Regions from separate parts of the Homo sapiens genome. Here region 2 is linked to region 1. Evidence: chromatin contacts called from ENCODE Hi-C or POLR2A ChIA-PET data. All regions are on one chromosome and are shown on one strand. Each heading gives the region's core, a stretch centred on a gene start or an enhancer-like site at or near the end of the contact. The rest is flanking DNA. Distances are from core to core; before and after follow the strand shown.

What was found. A loop is a pair of places that touch in the nucleus more often than their neighbours do. ChIA-PET counts read pairs that join two places held with the same protein, here RNA polymerase II (POLR2A). Pooled maps may share reads with other maps.
Region 2: a pooled map shows a loop between it and region 1 (4-fold over the local background). The contact joins two enhancer-like sites. A Hi-C loop is called at or near these places in 3 of 50 pooled maps. POLR2A ChIA-PET finds 5 or more read pairs at or near these places in 2 of 52 experiments (MCF 10A and activated T-cell).

Annotation. Positions count from the first base shown.
Region 1 is chr10:14,584,085-14,590,120 of GRCh38, reverse strand. The region is part of intron 2 of FAM107B (family with sequence similarity 107 member B); the gene reads left to right. Among named protein-coding and RNA genes, the nearest start is that of MIR1265, 150 kb to the right of the region's middle. RefSeq lists an enhancer at 1,644-1,843. Within about 2 kb of position 1,665, at least 16 of the 41 ENCODE cell types and tissues checked have a DNase peak (open chromatin) inside an H3K27ac peak, as active enhancers do.
Region 2 is chr10:15,121,852-15,127,574 of GRCh38, reverse strand. The region is part of intron 8 of NMT2 (N-myristoyltransferase 2); the gene reads left to right. Among named protein-coding and RNA genes, the nearest start is that of RPP38, 27 kb to the right of the region's middle. RefSeq lists enhancers at 3,474-3,613, 4,520-4,699. Within about 2 kb of position 3,719, at least 4 of the 41 ENCODE cell types and tissues checked have a DNase peak (open chromatin) inside an H3K27ac peak, as active enhancers do.

The DNA.
Region 1 (6,036 bases), core at 416-2,915:
TGTGTTAAATTGCTTGCCCAAGACCACACAGCTAATGATTTGTAGAGTTGGAACCAAAACTCATCCTGGAATAAGGACCATTAGTACGTTAAGTGTTTCTTTTGAACATGTTAAATGCTTCTTACATGCATCATTTTTGGATCCTCATGACAACCCTGTGATTTAGGACTGTAATTGGTTTTATTTTCTGAGGAGGATGTTGAGGCATAGAGACATTGAATATCTTGCCCAGGATCACCCAGGACTGAGATATATTCACTGCAAAGAATGTGCTTTTCTTTTTTTTAATTTTTAAAATTTTTAAATTTTGCTTTATGTTCTGGGCTACATGTGCAGTACATGCAGGATTCTTACATAGGTATACATGTGCCACGGTGGTTTGGCGCACCCATCAATCTGTCATCTAGGTTTTAAGCCCCGCATACATTTGGTATTTGTCCTAATGCTTTCCCTCCCCTTGCCCCTCATCCCCCAAGAATGTACTCTTATTCACCCTATGGTGTACTGCCTTCTGATTCATTCAGTCATTCATTTCTTCCTTGTTATTATTATTACTGTTTAAAATTCATTATTTCGTGTTAAAGGAATGCCTTATTCCTAACAGCCCAGAAACATTGCCTTTCAAGGACTTTCCATATACTCTTAAAATCTATATTTTTAAAAACCTACCAGCTCTAATTATTGCAGATATAGTCAGTGGAAATCACTAGCTATAATAAATGTTATTTGAATAATTGGTAATTGTGCCTGGCTTACTAGTATTTGAAAAAGCTTTCAGATTATAGATGGTTCAGGACTCTTATAAGATGTCTAGGTAAGTTTGAACTGATAGTTTCTTTCTTTTGATAAATGTCCTATGCCAACCTACAGCTTTAAAAATAATTCCTTTGACCATTCTTTTAAAAAGTCACCACTTACTCTTTTTTTTCTTTTCTTTTTTTTTTTTTGAGACAGTCTCGGTGTGTCACCTAGGCTGTAGTGCAGTGATGTTATCTCGGCTCACTGCAACCTCCTGGGCTCAAGTGATTCTCCTGCCTCAGCCTCCCAAGTAGCTGAGACCACCGGCATGCACCACCACACCCGGCTAATTTTTGTATTTTTAGTAAGGATGGGGTTTCACCACGTTGACCAGGCTGGTCTCGAACTCCTGACCTCAAGTGATCTGCCTGCTTTGGCCTCCCAAAGTGCTGGGATTACAGGCGTGAGTCACTGCGCCCAGCCTCACCACTTATTCTTTAAATTCTTGGAAACATCATGAAGGAATCAACTTGGGATGGGTTTGGAGCCCTCCTTCTCTCTCTTCTTCCTCCTTTTCACTCCCCTTCAGTAACAGTAACATCCTGGGGAGCTCTGAAGCTGAGATTTCATAAAGATCAGATGTGTTTTTGGGAGACAGCGTGTGTGGGGTGATGGGTGGGGAGGAGTGGAGGTGAGAAGTCACCCTGTGGCATGGGAGAGGATGTTTGATGTTGATTTTCTGAGTGTCAGCCTCCTGTTTCTCAGGACGGTTGGTTGACTGTCTTTTTCTCTACTTGCGCTGCCCACAAAGAGCCAGATGTGGGTGCCTCCGGGGGTTTATGGGACCCACTTACCTGTGTGAAGCTGGCTTACAGAGAGGGGAGAATGGGTAGACCCTGGTAGCGTCCAGGGAGACTTTCACGTGGGCGTGGTTTGTACTCTGACCCACTGGTGACTTTAAACAATTTGTCATCAAATACCACAGTTGGCTTTGCAGCTATCTGGTATTTGTGCCTGGAGTAGGTTTGTTTGTTTTGTTTTAAATGCTTCTAAATTACAATTCTTTGTGAGCTTCCTGTTTCCTACTTACAGCTGAAATATGTGATGACTGACTCTACCAGGACTGCTTTTTTCCCCTTTTCTGCATTTGTGCTGGAAACAGAACAGCTTGCACGCACAGCCTGGAGCATGTTGCCTGCATGTGCTTCTTGGTGGACGTGAGCACATGGCTGACTAATTTCAAAAACCGCCTATTTATATCCTCTTCAGAAGCGCTGTCAGACATTAGGCACTCTCTCTACTAACGTCACGTCGATTAATATGGATTTTAAAATGGAAGTAAATTATTTTTTACTCATGGGTGAGTCATTAGATAGTCTTTTTTAAATATACATCCCACCATTTCTCTCAAGGGTGTCACACTGGTAATTGTCCCATGCTGGAGTTTTCAGCAGTTATCATAGGATTGAGTGCAGGAGGAGGCTGTGGAGAACACCTAACCCTCTGATTTTATAGATGAAATGACAGCCCAGGGTTGCTGAATTACTGAGAGCTCAAAGCTCCTTGGTGCAAATCTAGGACTAGAGCTCTCTCCTCCCGTAGCTTCGAATTGAGCACAGTGTCCTTTACTGTCACCCACCTTGCCTCACCCTACCTACCCCACATGCTGGCACTTGCCACCACAAAAGAATAAAAACAAGGACAGGAAACAAAACTTCCTAGTTGCTAGGGTTGTGGTGACGATTTTATAGCAGAAAAGAAAATAATGTTTAAGATATGTAATCCTAAAGAAACTGTCTTTTTTTGGATGTTTGTGTAAGACAAATTCTTATTCATACTAATGGAAAGTCTTAAAAACATTAAACATGAAAAATAGTTGTTCATACCATGAAAATAAGCCTAGGCATTTATTTAAATGTATGAGAACTATCTTTGTCGACTGTGTCTGTTGTCCACATTTTGACTTCTAGGGCTAAGCAACTTCCCGCGATTGGATAAATATGGGAGTTCTTTCTAAATAAATATATGAGAATATATTTCTGTGCATAAATACATGAGAATAAATACATGAGTACCTGCATTGTGTCTTACACTGTCATTATCCTCAGGCTTTTTTCAGATGTATGTTGTCATTTATTAGTTCCGACACTGGCGCATTAGAAGGACGATGAACTTTTTGCTAGATAGACCTAGGTGGCATGTCGTAAGTGCTTTTATCTTGGTGAGTTCAAGTTTTCTCATCTCTGCAGTGTGACTATTATCAGGCAGGAAAAGCACCTGGCACAGTGCCTGTACACAGGTGTGAACAGAGGTTAGTGTCTGCTCCCCCAAGGTGGTGTTGTGATGTGATGTCATACGTGATTGTTTACACTCTCACCTGATGGGCGAGACTATTCCATTCTCATAGGACTCAATGAGAGAGAGTTTGTCCCAGGATTGGGGTGAATGTTTCACCTATATCATCCTCTTGGGCCTTCTCCACCTGAAATGTAGCCTAGTTTGATAAGCAGTGGTAGAATACAGAGACAGGTTAGGAACCTGGTGGGGGTAGAGGGTCCATACTGGAGCTCTGGGATCTAATTGGAGAGTGGAGGAGCGACCCTGGGCTCAAAGGTATGGCTGTCTTCATCCATTTGGGCTGCTGTAACAAATACCACAGACGGGGTGGCTTAAACAGCATTTATTTCTCACAGTTCTGGAGGTTGGGAACTCCAAGATCAAAGATGCTGGCAGATTTGGTGTCTGGTGAGGGCTCCCTTCGTGTTTTGTAGAAGGCCACCTTTTTGCTGTATCCCCACATGGTGGAGAGGGAGATCATCTGCCTGGTGTCTCTTTTTCTAAGGGCACTAATCCCATTCATGAGGGCTCCACTTCTATGACTTAATTACTTCCCCTAAGCCCCACTTCCAAATATCATCACGTTGGGATTAGGGCTTAAATAATATGAATTTATGGTGGAGGAGGAAAAAATATTCAGTCCATAGCCATGGCCAAGGTGAGCAGAGGCTTCAAGTCTATGGGCAGGCAGGATTCTCATCTCATATATTTTTTTCTTTTATTTTTAAATCTACCACAGAGACGTTCTTTGCTACAGGTAGGATTCTTAAAAGCAAAGCAGTGTTCTGAAGAGAAGGTGGGTTTTCAGTGGCCTGGGATGGAGGAGGATAAGGAGGATGTGAGTTGTAGAAGTGAGAGTGAGGCTGAAGGTCAGGAATTGAACTAGCACATGAGGAATTCGGGTCAGGAGGTCACCAGTAACCAGGAGTTGACAGTGATGCGGACTCAGTGCCCTTGCCCAGGTATTTTGTTGCTTGCTGGGTTCCTGTTTATGCAGGAGCTGATTGCTGGCTGGGAGCACCCCTGCACGCCCAAGCAAGAGGGATCCAGGGTCAGCAGTTAGTGGCAGGAGAACCCCCTGAGGGTGCCTTGTATGCAGGGAGAGTGCATTTCCTGTTTGGTTTGGGACGAGCCTGGTCCAGGTGTAATTAGTAACAGAGGCTTCCTCCTTACTCAGCAATGACTGCTGTGGTCGACAATTAATATGGTCACCCTACTCACGAGTACTTGGTTGCAGAGAAGTATTTGTTATGTGTATGAGTGAAGATCCTGACCAAAGATTTGACCACACAAGGTTCTGTGGTGAGTCCATGGTTTACCTGTCTCATGGGCGGAGCTTGGCTGCCTCTCTTTGTGTACTTGTTATTTGAATTCCAAAGAACGTTCTGCGCCACACTTTTCAGAGCTCTTTTCTCCCAGTGTGTGTTTTAGATGGCCGTCTGTTTTGTCATTGATAAGCTAATTCTGTAAACCTCAGGGCAGCTGCACATGCAGCATCTGTAATTGCACCTCTGTAATTGGCTGGAGTGCTCGAGAGACTGTACTTGCTTTTCCTGGCGCCCCCCAGGGTCCGTGGCTTCACCTAAAGGCTTGGTGGCAGGGACTGGTGAGAGAGGGAAGAGGAAGAGAGGAGGGAGAGGATTCTTGGTCTTCTACTCATCAGCCTGGTTGACAGGGGCTGGGAAAGTCTGATTCTTAGTTGACTGCCGGGAAGATGGGGCTTGCGAGAGTGGAGGGGGCTGAGGTGGGGTCCAGGTGTTACTAGTGGAGGGTGTCCAGGTTCTTGGCATTTTGAACAAAGAATTGGACAAAACGCACAAACAAAGCAAGGAAAGAATGAAGCAACAAAAGCAGAAATTTATTGAAAACAAAAGTACACTCTACAGGGTGGGAGCGGGCTGGGCATAGGGGCTCAAGAGCCCGGTTACAGAATTTTCTTGGGTTTAAATACCCTCTAGAGGTGTCCCTTTGGTTACTTGGTGTACACCTTGTGTAAATGAACTAATGGCTCACTATTGGTCTGATTGGTTATTTGAATCAGCAAGAGGGGAGCAATCAGAGGCTGAAGCGAAGTTACAAAGTTACACCCTGTGCCAACATCTGATTGGTTGCAGGAAGCAACCAATTACAGGCTGAAGTGAAGTTACAAAGTTATACTCCTGTGCAAATGAAGACTTGGCCTGTGACCAGCCTGATTGGTTGGAAGAGGGGACCAAGCAGAGGTCCTTTCAGTTTCACCTGCCATGCAGAAAAGGTGGGGGTTGCAAGGGGAGTGGCCTCCGGTCCTTTTGTTACATAGGTGTGGAAAGTTGGGGTTATCCTTTTGATTTAGTTCTAGGAAGTCAGTGTGAATCGGCCTTAGGTTCCCTGCCTCCAGCCCCTATTCTCCTGCCTCACAGGGTCCGTATCTTGGAGCTGTTTATAATTGTAGGGAGAGCACTGCACGTGTGTTCCTGGTTTTCTTTTGGTGTGGTTTCTCCATCCCTTTTGGGAGGAGTTGATGCACTTCCTTGAATTTCTGCACCAACTATTTTATTTGGATCACAGCATCTTACAGGCTGTTGTCATGTTTTGAGACTTTTTTGTTTATGGTGAAAATGGAGCGAAAGACTCTGAGTGCCGAGGGCCATGGGGTGCGAAAGCATAATTCTCATCGGCAGCTGGACCTCGGAGGTCCTTTTCCACCTTGGGGTTTTCCCCTGGTCACTTGGTTATACACTGCGTTTTTCCATATCTGGTTGGCAACTCTGAGGACAGGGACCCTTGGCATCCTCATCTTTGTGTCTCTTTAGGGTCCTATAGGGCTTAAGTGCTTCTTCCTGAGTCATTGCTGCTACTCAGCTGAGACACCAACGAGCTACCCAGATCAGACCCAGAGTGTTGCTGCTTATTTAGGTGGCAGCCTCAGGGCTGGGCATCAGGAGGGCCTGTCTTGCTTGGTCCCTCCATCAGTCTTTCTTT
Region 2 (5,723 bases), core at 2,470-4,969, 540 kb before region 1:
TTTATTTTTTTTTTTTTTTTTTTTTTTTGAGACGGAGTCTCACTCTGTCGCCCAGGCTGGAGTGCAGTGGCGGGATCTCGGCTCACTGCAAGCTCCACCTCCTGGGTTCACGCCATTCTCCTGCCTCAGCCTCCTGAGTAGCTGGGACTATAGGCGCCCGCCAGCATGCCCGGCTAATTTTTTGTATTTTTAGTAGAGACGGGGTTTCACCATGTTAGCCAGGATAGTCTTGATCTCCTGACCTTGTGATCCGCCTGCCTCGGCCTCCCATAATGCTGGGATTACAGGAGTGAGCCACCACGCCTGGCGAAAAGTTATTTTTTTTATTTTTTTATTTTTTGAGACAGAGTCTCGCTCTGTTACCCAGGCTGGAGTGCAGTGGCTGGATGTTGGCTCACTGCAACCTCCGCCTCCCGGGTTCAAACAGTTCTCCTGCCTCAGCCTCCCAAATAGCTGGAATTACAGGTGTGTGCCACCACACCCAACTGATTTTTGTATTTTTAGTAGAGATGGCGGGGGTTTCACCATGTTGGCCAGGCTGGTCTTGAACTCCTGACCTTGTGATCCGCCTGCCTTGGCCTCCCAAAGTCCTGGGATTACAGGTGTGAGCCACCACGCCCAGCCAAGTTATCATTTTTAATAGGGAAAAATATAAATGTGCTTTCTAGACTTGGCTTTATTTGGGGCTTGGCTATATTAGTTATCTATGGCCATGTAAAAAATGACCACAAACTGAGCTGCTTAAAACAACATTTATTATCACACAGCTTCTGTGGGCCAGAAATCCAGTCACAGCTTAGCTGAGTCCTGTGCTTTGTTCAGGGTCTCTCCTGAAGTTGCCACCCAGGTGTCAGCCAGGGCTGAGGTCTCATCTGAAACTTGACTAGGGAAGGATCCATTTCCATGCTCCTGTAGTTGTTGGCAGGATTGAGTTCCTCACTGGCTGTTGGACCAAGGGCCTCAGTTCTTTGCCATGTTGGATTCTCCATAGGGTAGCTCACAGCATGGCAGCTTATTCATCAAAGCCAGTGAGAGAGAGAGTCTATAGAGAGGATCTGCTGGCAAGATGGAAGTCAGAACCCTATGCAGGTGATTCATGAAAGTGACATCCAGTCGCCATTGCCATTTCTTTTTTTTTTTTTTTTTAAGATGGAGGCTCGCTCTGTTGTCCAGGCTGGAGTGCAATGGCACAATCTCAGCTCATTGCAATCTCCGCCTCCTGAGTTCAAGCAATTCTCCTGCCTCAGCCTCCCAAGTAGCTGGGATTACAGGTGTGCACCACCACGCCCAGCTAATTTTTGTATTTTTAGTAGAGATGGGGTTTCACCATATTAGTCAGGCTGGTCTCGAACTCCTGACCTCAGGTGATCCACCCGCCTCAGCCTCCCAAAGTGCTGGGATTACAGGTGTGAGCCACTGCGCCCAGCCGCCATTGCCATTTCTATTGGTTAGAACCAAATCACAGGTCCTGCCCACACGTAACAGGAGCAGATCACACCAGCTGTGAACCCCAGGAGGTGGGATCACTGGGGGCCATCTTAGAATCTGTGTGCCACTGATGGGATCTTTTGTTTGAAGTGTTGTGACGTGTGAATTGAAATAAAATCTTCGGCCAGGCGCGGTGGCTCACACCTGTAATCCCAGCACTTTGGGAGGCCAAGGCGGGCAGATCACAAGGTCAAGAGATCGAGGCCACCCTGGCCAACATGGTGAAACCCCATCTCTACTAAAAATTAAAAAATTAGCTGTGGATGGTGGCACATGGCTGTAGTCCCAGCTACTAGGGAGGCTGAGGCAGGAGAATCGCTTGAACCTAGGAGGCACAGGTTGCAGTGAGCTGAGATCACGCCATTGCACTCCAGCCTGGCCACAGAGCGAGACTCCATCTCATAAATAACTAAATAAATAACTAAATACATACGTACATACATACATACATACATACAAACTTCAAAAATGCCTCTTTTTTTCACTATGGGCAAATGCTGTTCCACTTTGGTCTCTCCAAATTTCAGTTTCTTGAACCTCAAGCAGCCTAGCTTATGTACAAGGAAAAGACACACTTACATGTAGGTTGCCTACAATGGAGTGAAGAATAAGGAGTTTTAGCACATACCATTGGTTTACTCACAATGATTTTCTTAAAGTGCTAAAGCTATTTTTGACTTGACTCCATTCATCAGCCTTAATATTTTTGTACAAGAGTCAATCTTCTCCTGGGTATAGGCGTGTATTATGAAACCAGACTGTGGCATCTTACTTCCAGTGAACCTGGGTTCCTGGTAGCAGTCCTGTTCCAGTCGTGCTGTGATAGTGACTGCCTTTCCCCCACCCATAAATTGAAGGTTATGAAGTGCTTTCAAATACATTATTCAATTTATTCTCACAGCAACCTTTTGAAGTTAGTACTTCTTATCCCCATTTTACAGATGAAGAAACTGAGGTATGTGACAGTTGGCACTTAGGCGAGGATGTGTTAATATCACCAAGTGGAGGGCTTGGGATGCAGGCCCCAGACCTCCATGTTTCCCTGTTAGCTCCCTCTGCCTCTGCCATCCCCTCTAACATTACCCACTATGGGGACACCATGGCTCAGCCCCACTGAATGTCTCACTGTGAGTACAGCATAAATCAAGGCAGAAAAGGACGATTGTCAAGATGCAAACAGTTCTCATTGGCTTGCCCCAGTCTCCTTTCCCCCTTTTAAGTCATAGGAAAGGAAAGGAAAATAAAGAGTAAATTAATAGAATAAAAGAGAGATTAAAGTACAGATATTATGAAATTGGAAGGTGCTGGCAGCAGTCCCTTGGGTGTCTGCCTCTTGAGTTAAACTGGACAGAACTGCATACACCGGATGCCCCTTCCTCTCCTATGGGCCCAGATGGGTGATACCACTGCTAGCAGTCAAGTTATTTAAGAACATTTTTGTACCATTCAGCGTAAAAGCAAACTTATGGAATACAGCTTTTGCTGTATAGATCAATCTCATTTTCTGCTTCATTGTTACTCTTTTTGCTTGTAGGAGTGCCAGCTTTCTGTCTTTTTCATGGACTTTTGAATATAGGAGCTAACATTTATTGTGGCCGGCGTTATGCTCGACATTTAACAGCCGTAGTCTCATTTACTAATCACAACAGCCACAGGAGGATGGGTCCTTATCCCCATAGCACAGAAGGGGCCATGAGAACACAGATTGACTTGCTCAGAGTCTGCTGGCCAGAAGCAGAGCTGTCGCAGGGCCTGCGCCATTCACAACTGTTACCTAAAATACTAAGGTTTCCCCAAGAAACACGCCTTACGATGCCTCCCTACCCTTTCAGTGTTTGGGGAGATTTTATTTTGTTTTGTTTTTTTGATCTGGTGTTGAGTATTTCCAAGTTCGATTTTGCGCATCTGTGTCAATGAGCTGAAAGGTAATTTGATGTTGATAAAAAGCAGAAGTCAGAGAATGATCCACTAAGGTCTTAGCACTGTGCTGCAAGGAGGGTGTGCTTGCTTAGACATGTCGAGGCATATAAGGTGTTCTATATTTAGTGGCATTAGATGGTTTTTTTAGTGGTTAGCATTCTGTTTGCTCCTTTTTGAATCATATAAATAACCATAATCATTGCTTACATCTCTTCTCTGGAATCTTGGCTCTCAAACGGTTTGTACCACAACTTGACAGATAACAACACTACTGTTTTTTAATAGAGCTCTGAGCTTCATTTCCTTATGTACTTATAAGCAGATTTTACACAGATTTCAATCTACGTAGAGGCCCATGAATCATGCATATTAGTTGGGCCATGGGAAAGGATATCTGATTCAGATACAGAGTTTGCTTATGAAACTGAGATTTTTCTTATTTACTGGAAATGATTCTCTGCATTTTATTGAACTCTCAGAAAACATGACCGCTTCACTATTCCATTATACGGAAGCTAGCCATTTTAATGTAAGCCCAATAGCCTTCCTGGTTCTTTCTGAGGACAATAGTTATAATTTGAGTGTTTGTTTTGCTTTTCAAAAGTTATTTCTTTTTTTTTTTTTTTTTTTTTTTTCTGTGAGACGAAGTCTCGCTTTGTCGCCAGGCTGGAGTGCAGTGATGCGATCTTGGCTCACTGCAACCCCCGCCTCCTGGATGCAAGCAATTCTCCTGCCTCAGCCTCCTGAGTAGCTGGGACTACAGCCACGTGCCACCACACCCAGCTAATTTTTGTATTTTAGTCCATGTTGGCCAGGATGGTCTCGATCTCTTGACCTTGTGATCCGCCTGCCTCAGCCTCCCAAAGTGCTGAGATTACAGGTGTGAGCCACCGTGCCTGGCAGTATTTCATTCTTACACAGATTATTTTAGCTATTAGTCAGCAAATGTAAATATTCTTACCCTGTTTTCTAGGACTTTCTGTTTTTTATAGCTGGTACATCCTGGTGTGCTCTTATGCTTTAATGCTTCTATAAAAATTTGTTCAAAATGCTTATAAGTTGCCAAACTTATGATACTTTTTACCTGAATTTAGGCAACATATTGCTTGTCTAAATTCTGCTACTTATTTTTCTAACCTTTAGAGACCTAAGATAGCAGTTCTCAAAGTGTGGCCCAGGGACCTCTGGAAGTCCCCCAAGATCTTTGAATCTATGCAGTCATTTTTTTTTTTTAACTATTTTCATAATAACACTAGTATGTAATTTTTTCACTTTCATTCTCGTCTGAGTATACTGTGAAGTCTTCCAGAGGCCATGTGGCATGTGTATTTCTGTAGTCTTTTGTTTAAAAATGTTCTCAGTTTTGATTTCTAATGCGATAAGTGTGGATATGCATAACCCACATAAGCAAAGCTCTTTGGAGGTACTCAATCATTATTAACAGCGTAGGCCAGGTGCAGTGGCCCATGCCTGTAATCCCAGCACTTTGGGAGACCGAGGTGGGCAGATCACAAGGTCAGGAGATCGAGACCATCCTGGCTAGTACGATAAAACTGCATCTCTACTAAAAATACAAAAAATTAGCTGGGCGTGGTGGCACGTGCTTGTAATCCTAGCTACTTGGGAAGCTGAGGCAGGATCAAATCACTTGAACCCGGGAAGCAGAGGTTGCAGTGAGCTGAGATCACACCACTGCACTCCAGCCTGGGCGACAGAGTAAGACTCCATCTCAAAAAAAAAAAAGAGTGTAAAAGGGTCCCAAGACCAAAATATTTGAGAACTGCTGCTTTAAGGCGATCTGCTGGGCAGTTCCTTTAGTGGTTTCACAGTTGGATATTCAATGAATGAGAATTGTGCTCCAGAAGAATGTTTTGCTCTAGAAGGAAGTTGGCAAATTTTTTTTTCATTTCTGAATGTTCTCTATTAACAGATATCATATATCCTGTGGCTTTCATTAATTCATCTAATTGCTTGATATTGTTGATTGTTACTGAACCAGTAACAAAAGAAAAAAAATTCTGATATTGAGAAAGGCTATTTGAAATTTATCAAGCTAAGTCTGCCTCATAGCAGAAACTAATTTTTTAAATGACTATGATATATATTTTATATGGTTTTGGTCTTCCCACTAGCATTTAGAAGTGCTTATTTATTTCCAGTGGAGATCTGGACATTTCTGACTCATTGGTTTTGAGAGGTACTAAAAGACTAAAGGTATGCATTGCCTGTTAAATGTGAAGGACTTAAATTCTCTAAATTTAGATTATTAAATGGCATTTTAGCTGAAGTGCTTTAGACATGACATCATCATAATA